Linked DNA regions of Homo sapiens: region 2 is linked to region 1. The links are chromatin contacts, found by Hi-C in ENCODE. All regions are on one chromosome and are shown on one strand. The core of a region is the stretch at or near the end of the contact, and the rest is flanking DNA. Distances in the headings are between cores, read along the strand shown. Region 1 overlaps AGAP1 (ArfGAP with GTPase domain, ankyrin repeat and PH domain 1). Region 2 overlaps GBX2-AS1 (GBX2 and ASB18 antisense RNA 1).

Region 1 (6,912 bases), core at 2,125-4,624:
TGCTTTTGTTTTGAGGGTTAAATAAGATTATACATACCACATAACAAGAGCTCAGTAATAATAATTATTAACAGCCACTATTAAAATTTTAAGTCTTGTAATTTTAAGCTTTTATGGTACATTATTTAAATATAAGCTTAAAAATGGACCTTAATAAAAAGATAAAATAACTAAAGCCTTTTCATCTATAAATCCTTAACTTGAAGCTTTATGCCTGAATTGAGACTGAAAATTTTTGCACTAATGTGAAATGGGTCTACCAGAAAGTGAAGGTTAGAAAAAAACTAAGAAAGACCAGACCTGCAGGAGGTCAATTAAACTGGACAGATAGGGGCTTCAACTTGCAAGATAGACCAGGTGCCCCATGACAACAGAACCTAGTCACATTCACTCTGTAGAGTAGGATGAAGGCCAAGGAAAACCAACTGCTCCCGAAAAATCACCTACAAAAACCTACTGGAATTTTCCAGCTCTTGTGGTTTAGTAATGATAACACAGAAATTGCTAGCATCCCATGTATTTGGAGCTCTGAGTCAAAATAAACAAAGAAATCACAGTAACTCATGGATATCATGGGTTACACATCATCAACGCAGTAACAGTAAAAGGGAGCAAAAACTGCACGCGCCCAAGACCGAGCACATCCCACCCTCCAAAATGTGTGCGATCACATACAGACGCAGATCTTCCAAGTCTGAGCTTCTCACAGTTACACAAGTTGCATCCTCTTGGTTGATGCTCCACGAGATGTGAGCTACTCAACTCAGTTCAGTTAACTCGCCGGCCCCTACAAACCCACAGCACCACAAGGGAGACTCAGGTCCCCCAACTGCCATCTTAGTATGTATTTAAATTCAAAAGTGCATGCATGCATATCCCAAAACTATGCACTGCATCCACTTACTTAATAAAAGAAATCTGAATTTGGAGTGTTTTTAAAAACAAAAAACAAATACTCATGTATGCAAGACATGTTTCTATCCAAACTATTAGCCAGGCCGCAGAAACAGAGATTATAACTCAAAAACAAATGTTCTTTTGTTTGTTTGAGATGGAATCTCAGTCTGTCGCCAAGGCTGGAGTGCAGTGGCGGGATCTCGGCTCACTGCAACCTCCGCCTCCCAGGTTCAAGCGATTCTCCTGCCTCGGCCTCCTGAGTAGCTGGGATTACAGGTGCCCACCAACATACTTGGCTAATTTTTGTATTTTTAGTAGAGACAGAGTTTCACCATGTTGGCCAGGCTAGTCTGGAACTCCTGACCTCAGGTGATCCACCCACCTTGGCCTCCCAAAGTGCTCGGATTACAGGTGTGAGCCACCGCACCTGGCCAAAAACAAATGTTCTTTACAACAACAAAATTAACAGCAAGCACACTGCTGATTTGGGGCCTCATGATTTCAACCACTATTCTAATTTCCTCTTAAAAATCAAAAACGTTTTCAAGAATTGTTTGTAGAAAAAGTAACTTAGCTGTGCTTTGAACATTAACAAAATCTAATTCTCTGGACATTTTAACCTAGTTTTTGAAAGTTATTATTTTAACTGCTGTTCCTCATCTATTCACACATGTTTGTTTTGTGTTTTAAGAACATTTTTCCCCCTACATTACGATTAATTCTTAAAATTAAAGTCACAATTCCCTGGTAAAGCCACTTCAGCATGCCAAAAGTGAAAGCAAATGTTTCCCTTCTTTACAGCAAATTCATAAAATGTGAGCCCAGCCCAATCCCTAGAGAGCTGATGTGACTTTGACTTTTCAACTCTTTCCAAGCTTAAAAAAAAAAAATAAAAAAAATTTAAAGATGCACGTTTGTTCATTTTACAAGCATCCCTAGGGAAGTTAATAATGGCATTTAAAAATTACAAGATACACCCCTCCTCACTTCAGCGAAGCAACAAAAAAGTACGTTTCCTAAGTGTTAGGCTACAAAATGATTTTTAAAATCATACGTTCAGAATTTTGTTTTCACTATTTGTTTTTAAATCTGTTCAGGACAGAAACATTTATTAAGGGTCTACTCTGTGCTAGGCACCAAGCGTTTTCAAGTTGAACACAACTGGGCAGAATGAAACCACAGGTGGGGCAGGAAGCCAGAAACCTATGAAGTTTTCTATACCCACAAATGTGTTTTATTTAACGAGTTTAATCAATCTAGGGTTAAAAGAAGATAGGCAGAAATGAAATTGCCAGGTCAGAGGTCAAATACATTGTTAGGGTTTTTATTACTGTTTGACAAATTTCTCTCCAGATGGCTATCTCAATTTACATTTTTCCCACTAAAATGTAAAAGGGGAACTATTTTCCATCACCTTCACCAACACTGGGCCTTTGTTTTTAACACTGAACTTAACCAGATGAAAAGAAAGAGGTCACCTTTTTTTTTTTTTTGAGATGGAGTCTCACTCTGTCACCAGGCTGGAGTAGAGTGGCGCACTCTTGGCTCACTGCAACCTCCGCCTCCTGGGTTCAAGTGATTCTCCTGCCTCAGCCTCCCCAGTAGCTGGGACTACAGGTGCACGTCACCACACCCAGCTAATTTCTGTATTTTTAGTAGAGATAGGGTTTCACCATGTTGGCCAGGATGGTCTTGATCTCTTCACCTTGTGATATGCCTGCCTCTACCTCCCAAAGTGCTAGGATTACAGGCTTGAGCCACTGCATCCGGCCCAGAAGTCACCTGTCATTTTAATTGTTACTCTTTAATCAACAAAGCCAAATATATTTATATCTTAATTGCTCCTTTGTTTCTTCTTTTATGAATTTTGTGTCCATTTCCTTTAGTTAGGAAATATTTTTCTTATTGTTTTATAAGAACTCTTTACATATAGAAGACAATGCTCTATATGTAATACATATTTTTGTTGGTCTTTTAATTTTGCTACAAGTGTTTGTGCTGTTCAGAAGGTGTTCTGTTGTTCAGATGCTGTCAAAGTAATCCCCTTTCATTTATTTTCTGCCCTTGAAGTTCATCCCCAAGAATATAGGAACACTCAAAAATTCATTTTTTGAGGAAAGGATTCTGTCTTTGGAATGGCTATGAGCATAAAGAGAAAAAACAATAATTTGACCTAGTTTCACAATAACCCAGCTCCCCAAGAGGCAAAATGCATAGCTATCCTGTGAAGTCAGGGGAGCAGAGGAAAGCTGACCCCACTTCCTTAAAATACTTTCTCTTGGCATTAAAAAATAGGTTGCAATGGCTCAGAGATGAGAATCATGCCAAATGTGCATTTGATCCATGCTTACGGATAAATTTAGGCAAGATTTAATAAATTCTCTGCCTACAAACAGTAGAGAGATAATGCTTTGAAAAAAAATAGCTCAGGCTGTGAGTAAAGAATGGGATCATTCCAACTTTTGGTCATATGAGATCACTCCAATTGTAACAATACTGGCAAGCTCCTCAGTGGGACCCATTAGAAGGCAGTGCGAGGCAGAGCAGGGAGGATGGATGCTGTAGTCACATGCCCTTTGAAGTCTGGTTCTGACTCCCAACCATGTGACCCTGGACAACCCAACCGAGGGTGGGGACGTCCCTGGACCGTGCAAGCTGGCTGGCAGTGGAAGTGACAACACCCACCTCTGTGGGTTGTCATAGCAATCAAATGAAGGAGCAGAGGCTGCTCATTCCCTGCGCGGAGGAGTCAGGCGTACTTGCACTCTTCATGGAAGGGGCTGTAATCATTTGCATTTTATTAGAAATTTTAAAAAACCACACCGCCAGGAAAACCACTCACCTTGAACAGCCTCCTTTATTTGAGCGCACCACACACAGGCAGAAGTTTACTTGGACTTTGACTATTTTCAAGTCGGCCCCAGTGAACCAAATTTGTTGTAAAATATCACATACGGCATTGGGCCCTGAGTAGAGAAAACATCTCAGCTAAACCATTAATTTAATAGCCACAGAATCAAACTGATTCCCTAGGAGGCCAAGAAAACAGGAAAAGACAGCACCCTCTTGGTACCCAACGCTGTGTTCTATTTCCCACAAAAGAATTCACGGTGAATACTGAGTTAGCCAGTCTCGTATCTTCCCTAAGCGTGTGGAAAAAGGGCCCTGCCCCTGAGCCTGGCACACCCCAAACCACAAGCCAATCTGCAACGGGGGTAGAGAGCCAACCCACACTCCTGCAGGCCTGGGTGCTCCAGATGGAAGTGAAACTGCTAACAGATTTTACACCAGACAGCATTCAATGACTTTCCACTGCTCACGGGCTAAAGAGCAAAGCCCCCACCCCTCGCCATGTTTCTCCTTGCCTTTTCTCTCCCTTGAGCTACAACTGCCTTCTTCCCTCCCCAAATACATCCAGCCCATCACAGGCCGTTTGCTGCTGCTCCTCTGGGATGACACACACTCCTATGCCATCTGAGACCTGAAGCAAGAGCAGCGGCTCCCTAGAAAACTCCCACTCGCCAGCAGCCCTTTCCGGATCCCACTTTTGTTATACACGCTCCAGCACCAGCCACCTCCCCGCTTTAAGTGACGCTGGCCACACTGCTAACTGTATGATTATGGGGTGACTCTGGCCAATGTCACCATCCCTTCTAGACTCCAAGGACCCCCTGAGGCCAAAGACCTTGCCTGTTTCTGCTCACCAGCACCAGTAGGGTATCTAGCACATTCGCAGATGTACAATCAATATTTGGTGAATCAATATATGAACAGATACCACGCAAGAAAACTTAGTGCTTTTGAGTATTTGGCCAAAACACACAAAAGGGGGAAAAAAAAAAAACCATACCAAAGATTCTGAATTCTGACTCATGCACAATATTCCCATTAACAAAGGGTTCTTGCAGACTACCACTAGCCAGGTGTCACCTAAGTCCCCTACACAGCAGATGGACAAGGCCACCCTGCGGGCCACACGGCGCCACTATATGCTAATTCACTGTTAATTACAGCCTCTCCTCGAACTGCAGGAGGAGCCTCATTCTACAGGGAGGCCCGCGCCAATTAGGCACATTCACAAAGGAATATTTTAAAGTAATTACCAGCTTATATTCATCTTTCTTTTAATTTATCAGTAGATCACCTGGAATAATAGCAATAAAGTGGTTCTAGTTATCTGTGATTTATTTTCCTCTTTTATTCTCTTCCTTACCATTTCTTGTAGTTTTTTCAGGGAGAATGGGGAGATAAAGGGAGAGAGGCAAGAAGGCGTTATTATTTACCTAAAAACACTTTCCCTGGCCTCTATCTCCTTAAGGAGAATGAAGAGTTCTGTTGGTTTCTGAATCCACAGTTTCTGCTCAAAAAGATATAAGTCTTCTCATTGAAGGAAGGAAAAAGGTTTGGGTAACAGCTCTCAAAATATGCATTAAGTGTAAACAACTTTGGATTTTAAGATAGAACCCATTTGCTTATCAAATAAGCTGCCAAATTAAAAGGTGCTTACATCCCCAGGGCTGCTTGCCTCAAAAATCTCAGGTAAATAATATTAAATGTGGCCGGGTGCAGTGGCACAGGCCTGTAATCCCAGCACTTTTGGAAGCCGAGGCAGGCAGATGACTTGAGGCCAGGAGTTCAAGACCAGCCTGGCCAAAATGGCGAAATCCAGTCTCTACTAAAAATACAAAAATTAGCTGGGCATGGTGGTGCCTGCCTGTAATCCCAGCTACTCAGGAGGCAGAGGTTACACTGAGCCGAGATCGTACCACTGCACTCTATCCAGCCTGGGCGACAGCGTGAGCTCCATCTCAAAAAAAAAAAAAAAACAAAACTGAAATGCAAAATTCTCTTGTTACAATCTATACGTATTTGCTAACCTCACCTGGGAAAGAGAGGTTAACTCCAAATTAGAAGGACATCCTTAGGCATCATCAGAGATGCCTCACATTGGAGAGATAAAAGGCCACAAACATAACCTGGGCGGAGTCTCACTGGAAGCAGAAGCCAGAATCCAGAGACGTGGGGTCATTCCCTCCACAAGATCACAACATCGGCTGGCAGGCCAACCTGGAAGCAGGTGCCAGGTATGCGTCCGGCATGCAAGCCCAGGTGGCACTCAGCACACCTGGCCGGCCACCCCATGCAAAAGGACCACTGTGCCCAAGCAACCCTGGATGCGCTGGTCAGGATTTCCCAAGTTTGGTACACGTGAACCACAACTGTTCTTAACATGAGTTTCATGCATTTGCAGGTTCTAAGGAGTCAGGGAGACCCCCACACAGTCACGTTCTTTTCCCTTAGCACCTGAATACAATCAGCTATTAAGTAAGTATTTGTCAGTTTGAATAAGTACAAAGGCAAAGACCAATTCATAGATCATCTGGAAGGGCCCAGCACTCTAGGCGCTGCCCCTGAGATCTCATTACCAGGGCCAAGGGCTCCAGCTGACATAAATTATTTACTGCTGTCCTTGCCCTCTGATTATGCACACACATTAAATGCAACCAAGGGGCATCTGAGCCCCACTTTAACCAGGCACCGCCTCCACGCCACAGGAGGGGTGCAATCAATTCACAAGCACCCCTGAGATGAAAGGTGCTGGTGTAAAATCTGTCCACTCTCTCTTCCAGCACTGCGAACCCGCCCAGCGTACACCCAAGCAGCAGGTTACCTGGGCTTCACTGAGAAAAGAAAACGTGTGAAACAATAAGCCATCTGGAAAACAAAGTCCTGAAATTGCACTCAGATTACGATTACAAGTAGAAAATAAAGCATGTCTGATTGTTCTCCAGTGAGACTCTAGGCTGCGGACAGGAATGATTTTACATAATTATTAACATCAGTATTGATGGAGGACTGCCTAGCAGGGAGGCCGCTGGGCCGGGTTTGTGACCGCCACCTAGGATGTGGTCTCAACCCTTAAACCGTGCCCACAAGCATGCCAAACAGCAATGCTCCCAGTCACAGAACGGTGACCATATGTTCCACAACTGGAACAGGGAGGGAAGGATTTCT
Region 2 (6,912 bases), core at 2,665-5,164, 560 kb before region 1:
ACCCTATCTCTGCCAAAAATACAAAAAATTAGCCAGGTGTGGTGGCACATGCCTGTGGTCCCAACTACTCAGGAGGCTGAGATGAGAGGATCGCTTGACCCTGGGAGGCAGAGGTTGCAGTGAGCTGAGATCGTGCTACTATACTCCAGCCTGGGTGGCAGAGTGAGACCCCATCTCAAAAAAATAAAATACACAAATGAAGCTCTCCACTAATATTGGTCCTGGGGAGGCTGGCCTCTGTCCGCACCAACCATGTCCAGGACAGGACGAAACATTCATGGTTGGACCATCAGACACAATCCACAGTCCACAGGCAATTAGTACACAGACCCAGTACTGTGTGACGTGTTATGTTTAAAACTCTGAACCCAGCATTAGGCCTGCCTTTTTAGTATATTTACGTTGATTTAAGTTACTTGATAATCATCGACTCAGTATGGTTTAAAGAAAATCAAAGCCACTGACTCTTTAAGTCTATGGAGCATTTGCTGATCCCAGTTAACTGTATATAATTGTCAAATTTCCAATCTCTGAAATGACCCTTTGGACACACACTGATGGGGCAGGCTGTTGAACTTTTGCAAAGAACACTTAACCTTCTGCAGAAATGGTGTAAAATACAGGCTTGCGGAATGAGCTGGTCCACTCCAGTGCCCCCACCTCCTGTCCACGCCAGGCACCTAAGAAGCTGCTCAATCACTACAATTTCGGGTGCTATTAGCTTGCCAAGTGCTTTTCATCTTTTAAGGGCTGCCCAAGGGCCAAGGGATAAATCAGGAATGTTGTATCTTTTATTCCATTATTTTAAGGATAAATTACTGCTTAGTCAAATTTGTTATGTCCAGATGGGATATGCAGAAACCCCTGTATTTCAATTATGGTCAATACTGCATCTCATTTCTAGGATTTAAGTGTAGTTTGAGAACATCAAAATCCTTTTCAAACTCCGGGATTTGCGTTGAAATTGTTAACATCTTTCTCTGTTAAAACAAAAATTAATTTCACTAAATTGCTAAAATAAGCCTGAGGAATCTAGAACCCTGCGGAAGATTGAATAGGTATTGAAATTCATTTTCAGAGAGGCCTGCAGGTGGCGCCATAAGCAAACGGTCTTACCCTCTCCCACCAACCTACTCTCCCCAGAATTTAAAAAGGAGGAAAACAGGAAGATCTTAGCTCACATGATAAAGGGGAGGGGAGCCTACGAAAACTACAGATTCGTAAACTATCATATAGAATCGTGCTGCCATAATAAAAAATTCAATAATTAAAATATTGATTATGGAATTGCCTGCTTCCTTTGTATTAAATATGTGCAGTTTATAGTTAATGTGTTTATAAATAAATATAATTTTCAGTTGAATTTTTTATGATACCATAATAACATCCCAATCCTCATTTGTGTGTTAAACGTGTTCTTTAACAAAATTATACATTTACTATTGCAATGTAACTAGCTGGGTTTTCAGCCTTCATCTAATTTTCCAGAATGGTATTTCTGCAGTCCTAACATTCTTTGCTTAATCACTCCGATAAAAACGGTGGATTTCTTTGTAATGCAATTTGTAAGCAAAAAACATGATTGAGAATGCAGTATTTGCTGTCAACTATGTTTAACACAGGGTTTTAATTTAGCGGGTAATTATTCATTTGGTAGACGCTTTTTCCATTCACATTTATTTTCCCTGCTCTTAAGAAAGTTCGTAAGTTTGGAGAACCTTGGAAAACCAGGGTTGTGGCGTATTTGATGTAAGCCAGAGTTTGATACAGATGTTATCGCAAGAGAACATTTTTTTTATCTGCTAAAGACAGGAGGTCACATTAACTCGTAATACAGACACATAAAAATGTGATTATGGGTTCTAAACAGAACGCAGTAGGCTCCTAGTTAACACAATGAGATTTCTAGGAAGTGATGCATAAATTCTTCAAAAATGACACATTTCTCACGTTCCATTCCAATTAAATTACTGAGGCAGCTAACAGCCATGAGCACAAAGTACGGGATAAAATGAGGGTTTGCTTCTTGTAACTGTGTCTCTGTGAAAGTATATTTTTATGAGAAGCAGTTAATATTAAGCTATTATTTTTCAGCTGTGCTGGAAGGGATGTCTTGAGCCTTTCTTGTCGCGCTCTCCCCAGAAGAGCCTCCCCCTTTGTTTCTTGGGTTTGCTGATAGGAAGAGCGCGTTGCTCCACCGGCTACCGCCTTCACCTGGGGCTTTGGAGTGAAAGGGACCAGCCCAGGAAGGGGTCCCCAGCACCAGTCCCCAAGGGTGGGTGTAATCGCTGCCCAGAGGCCCTCAGCCAGGAGATTCAAAGGTGGGAGGCGCCCCCTCCGCTCCGCTCCCCCTACCCGCAGCGCCCGGCCGGGACGGGAGGTGCGGGGCTGGCCCCCACTCGCGATCCGCGAACACGCGGGGCCTGTCCTCCACGCCCAGCTCAGGCTTCAGGGACACGAGCGCCCCGCGGCTGCGCGGCGTGGGAGGGGGTTCCGACAGCCTGCGGAGCCCAGCCCCACCCTCCCCAGACCCGCTGGCAGCAAGAGGGGTTCAGGGCTGTTGCCCCGGGAAGGAGGCCCGAAGAGCTTGCAGCCGCCGGGAGGGGTGGGGCGGGAGGGGGCGTCGGAAGACAAAAGGATGTGAGGCTTTAAATTCAAAAAGATGTTTTGAAAGCCAAGCGCTGGGGTTTGAAAGGCGCTGGGAGGACGGCGGCAGAGCGATCCCAATCAGAAATGCGATTTGAAGTCCTAATGAACTTGATTGCGTGAACATTTATAATCCCCCATGGCCCTAAATGAAATCAGATATAATCAGAAGATACAGGGAAGGGAGTGTTTACAGCCGACGCCGGGCGGCCGCGGGACGGGGAGATGCGGCCCCGGTATTGATGTCGAAAATGATGGATAACGCGGGAATGGCAAATATACTATTTGTCTAATGGCTCGGCAATTAAATTCCCCTGTAAATGACCCATGCCTCATTTCATCCTAATCTATGGAATTTTGATTGAATTCGTCAGCTCTAATTGAAAAATACTGCACTTTAATGTCTGCATTGCAGTTTCAGGACGAGAGTGGTTTTAATGAGACAGTGCCCCCATGACCCGGGAATATTTGAGACTTTTATTCGGAATTTAAAGCCAGGAGATTGCTCGACTGAGCCCTGAGATTTCCTCTCCTGTATCCACGTCCATCCATCTCCAGACGCGATTTAATAAACGCACTTAAGGATAAATGCGCCCCCGACCCTCGCGCCAACGTGTTACCCCACGGGCGCCCCTCCTCGGAATAAGGGACGGCGGAGGCCGGGGAGGCGGGGGAGTTGGGGGGCTCAGAAGGTCCTGGTCCCTCCCCGGCCCAAGTTTCCCTGCCCTCCCTGCCACCCTGGTCCCCAGGCACTGTCGCGGACCCCAGACTCCGCCTTCCCTAGGCCAAACCTAGGCGACCTCCCTGGACTAGGAGGCCTGGCTGCCTGCCACCCGCGCACCGGAAGAAGGGACTCGCGCACTCGGAGAAGGGGCCGGGCCCCGACGCGCTTTATATGCAAATGGCGAGGCGAAGCCATCCCTGAGAAATTAGCTACTTGCTGAAGCATATTTACTAGATTGAAATGAGTTAAAGAGAAACATTTTAAGTCGTGCAAACGAGATAATTGGGCCGCATTAAAGCTGGGGATGTTTGCTCCTTTCAAAAAAAAAAAAAAAAAAAAAAAACCGCCGGAGGAGGAGGAGAGCAGTAAAAGCACGCGTAGAAATGAAGCCCCAGCTGGTCAGAGACCGGAAATCCGGTAGTGCACGGGACGGGTTCCCTCGGGGATCTCGGAGGGGAGACCCCCACCCGGGAGGACTGGAGGCAGCGCCTCTCCCGCCCCGGCGCGCGCAGCCTATTTCCCTCTTTCCAAGGGGCCAATCCCCACCGCGGCCCGCAGGGGGCGCGCTCAAGGCAAGGTCCCGCGGCGAGAACGGTGCCCAGTGGGAGCGAAGGGCGAGGCCAGCCCTTGGTCCTTGGCCGGCAGTTCGGGTCCCGCCTCCAAATTCGCCCCCCTCCCCCCCGCCATCTCCAGCGGTGTTCAAAACTCTGATGGCATGGGGGGGTTGAGGGGGTGGCCCTGGGGAGACGGAGTGTGGGGGCAAGCAAGAGGTCTAGGTGCACGCGTTGCCTATCCCTGGCCCACGAGAATGTAGCTAAGGTTTTGCACACATATTTAAAGTAAAATAATCAAAAATGACAGAAAAGGCTTCTCCCTGGGAAGGCCGTGCCTGGCGCCCTGGCGATGCCAGACTTGGTGCTGAGAGCAGACGACAGAGGGAGGACTCTCCAGGGCCAGACACGGCCTCCGCACCTCCGTCTCGGTTCGTGCAATGGGGATGGCGCTGCGCCCACCCAGTAGAGGCGCTCGCGAGCTCTCCCTTCCCAGGAGAGGCGTCGTATGTTGTGAAATGTCACACTGCATCCTGTTCCATTGGGTGGCCTCTGGTCTGTTTTTAGATGTTCCAGAGGCCGGGCGCGGTGCCTCACGCCTGTAATCCCAGCACTTTGGGAGGCCGAGACAGGTGGATCACTTGAGGTCAGGAGTTCGAGACCAGCCTGGCCAACATGGCGAAACCCTGTCTCTACTAAAAATACAAAAATGAACCGGGCGTGGTGGCACGTGCCTGTAATTCCAGCTACTTGGGAGGCTGAGGCAGGAGAATCGCTTGGACCTAGGAGACAGAGGTTGCAGTGGGCCGAGATTGCGCCACTGCATTCCAGCCTGGGTGTCAGAGTGAGACTCTGTCTCAAAAATTAATTAATCAATTAATAATAAATAAATAAATAATGCCCCAGAATCTGGAGCCCAGAGGCTGCCCTCCCACGGCTACTCTCACTCCGAGAGCACAGGCTTTCGCCCCTGGCTGGCCCGCGCTCCCCAAGCGCCCTGCAGCGTGCTCGCTCCTGCAGCTGCCCTCCTGAGCATCCTCTCTGGGCCAGGCGCCCGGCCCACGTGTGCTACACGATCGAGTTCAGTGCCCAGTGCCCATATCAACTCGTGCTATATTAATTATCCCCTTTTTGAGACACAGTCAGGCCGCTGGTGGAGGAGAGCGGGGATTCCTGCCCACTAGGCAAATAGAACCGCAGATGGGGAGTGGCCTCAGCTGCAGCCCAGGACCCTCAGGCCCAGACGTCCGACGGCTTCCTATCTATCCCCTTCCGGGACCTGCTCAGGGTGAGGCAGAGCCGGGAGAACCTTACATGGATTCTATAAGGAAGCCGAGGCAGATTTTCTAAGATCACCTCCAAAATCTGACGGTATTTCTTACACCTTCAGCAATCACGGAGGTCTGATATTTTTTCCCCATCGTTTATGACAAAGGCTTCTCTGGTGGCCTGGATGTTTAAAATGAAAAGAAACTGGAGATCTTTTTCCTGTCCAACTATAGGACATACCTCTCAGCCCTTCTGACCCCTGGGGATGGACAGTCCTGTCCTACCCTGGATCAGAGCCCAGCCAGCCTCCACTGCGGATGCCATTACTTACGCAGTGCATAGGGGGCGCTCCGGGTGCTTGAGCGCCCTGCACACCCACGAGGCTCTTCAGGTTAATACTTCAAAAATTGTGAAGGCTTAAATAAAACTGTTTCCTGCCATTCCCTCATTAACTATAAAATCTATAGTACTTATTTGAGTTATGTTTACAGATAGGAAATAACCTTGTTAGACAGCTAAAAATATAATGTAAAACTACATTATAAAGTTCACTTCATTTTAAAGTATAAATTTCCAAATAACTTAGAATATGGGGAATTAAATGAACGTGAAGCTTTTTTGGTTAGAATAAAGTTAAACTTTAAAAAGTCACTCATCTCTTAAGCTTTCCAGGATTGTCTTGTTTGTGCTTTAACTGGGTCTACAAGAAACTTGAGAACGGGGAAATTGATAATAATAACCAAGAGATAGACTAGGAATATCAAGGTAACAATTAGATTCTAAAACACTCACCTGCATAAAATAAGGAGATGGGGAGGGAATGAGGTTGGGTAAGTAGGGGAAGAAGAAAGTCCCTGAACTCAATGGAGGCATCAAAGTTGATCACATGATATCCAGTCCAATCATCGTCATTTTCTGAGCCATGATCAGTTTCAGCTCTTTCTAAAGCTTCAATGTTCATTATTGTCACAGACTTCAGGGAACAGGTTTGTCCAGGTGGAGACAAGCCAGATTAGCTTCTGACTTTGGTTCATTTCCCATACCCATACTAGTTTTTCTCACATGCCCAGAGGGAGAGCTGGGAGACAGAGGGCCTGGAAGAGGCCCATTCACAAAGTCACTGTCAGCGGTGGCTGCTGTGCTGTGGCCTGGTCACACTAGGCATCTGACACACACGGGACCCCCCCAGAACCAGCCCCCAGCTCCTCTTCTGGTGTCAATGGCTATGTCCCCTGCAGATAGCAATTGCCCGCCTCCATGTGTGGGTGTAAAGGAACCGCAGGGAAATGACACATGGTCCTGTGAATGACTTCCCCCTGCAGGGGTGTTTTAAAGTCACTGTGCAGAATAAATACTAGATAGCGAAGTCTGAACACCTTTTCTTTAACTCTGTGTTCATCATTTGGAGAGAAAGAAAAAAAAAACACTTGCTACACACACACACACACACACACACACACACACACACACACACGGACCACATGCCCCATGCAAAATGTTTTCATTTCCTACAAAACCCAGAAATGTCCTCTAGGAATGTCTGAGAGACAGCATTCTGGATTCCAACAATTTTCTGGATTTTTCCCACTGTGACTCAAAGAATTACTCTCTCCTCATTCCCTCAGGTTCCTATTTATTTCACACACACTCTAGCAGTTTTTGGTCACTCGCTGGAAATACTTTGGGATCTTTGGATTTGTTCTCTGACCTCACTCTTGGTTC

The links. Hi-C counts contacts between places; a loop is a spot of excess contacts on that map. Pooled maps may share reads with other maps.
Region 2: a map of chondrocyte shows a loop between it and region 1 (4-fold over the local background). The contact joins two enhancer-like sites. A Hi-C loop is called at or near these places in 1 of 168 maps with a recorded cell type or tissue (chondrocyte) and 1 of 50 pooled maps.

The regions. Positions count from the first base shown.
Region 1 is chr2:235,611,838-235,618,749 of GRCh38, reverse strand. The region is part of intron 1 of AGAP1 (ArfGAP with GTPase domain, ankyrin repeat and PH domain 1); the gene reads right to left. Among named protein-coding and RNA genes, the nearest start is that of TNRC17, 97 kb to the right of the region's middle. Within about 2 kb of position 3,374, at least 15 of the 41 ENCODE cell types and tissues checked have a DNase peak (open chromatin) inside an H3K27ac peak, as active enhancers do.
Region 2 is chr2:236,175,238-236,182,149 of GRCh38, reverse strand. The region is part of intron 1 of GBX2-AS1 (GBX2 and ASB18 antisense RNA 1); the gene reads right to left. Among named protein-coding and RNA genes, the nearest start is that of GBX2, 10 kb to the right of the region's middle. RefSeq lists enhancers at 1,795-2,310, 2,311-2,828 and silencers at 3,770-4,064, 4,270-4,564. Within about 2 kb of position 3,914, at least 3 of the 41 ENCODE cell types and tissues checked have a DNase peak (open chromatin) inside an H3K27ac peak, as active enhancers do.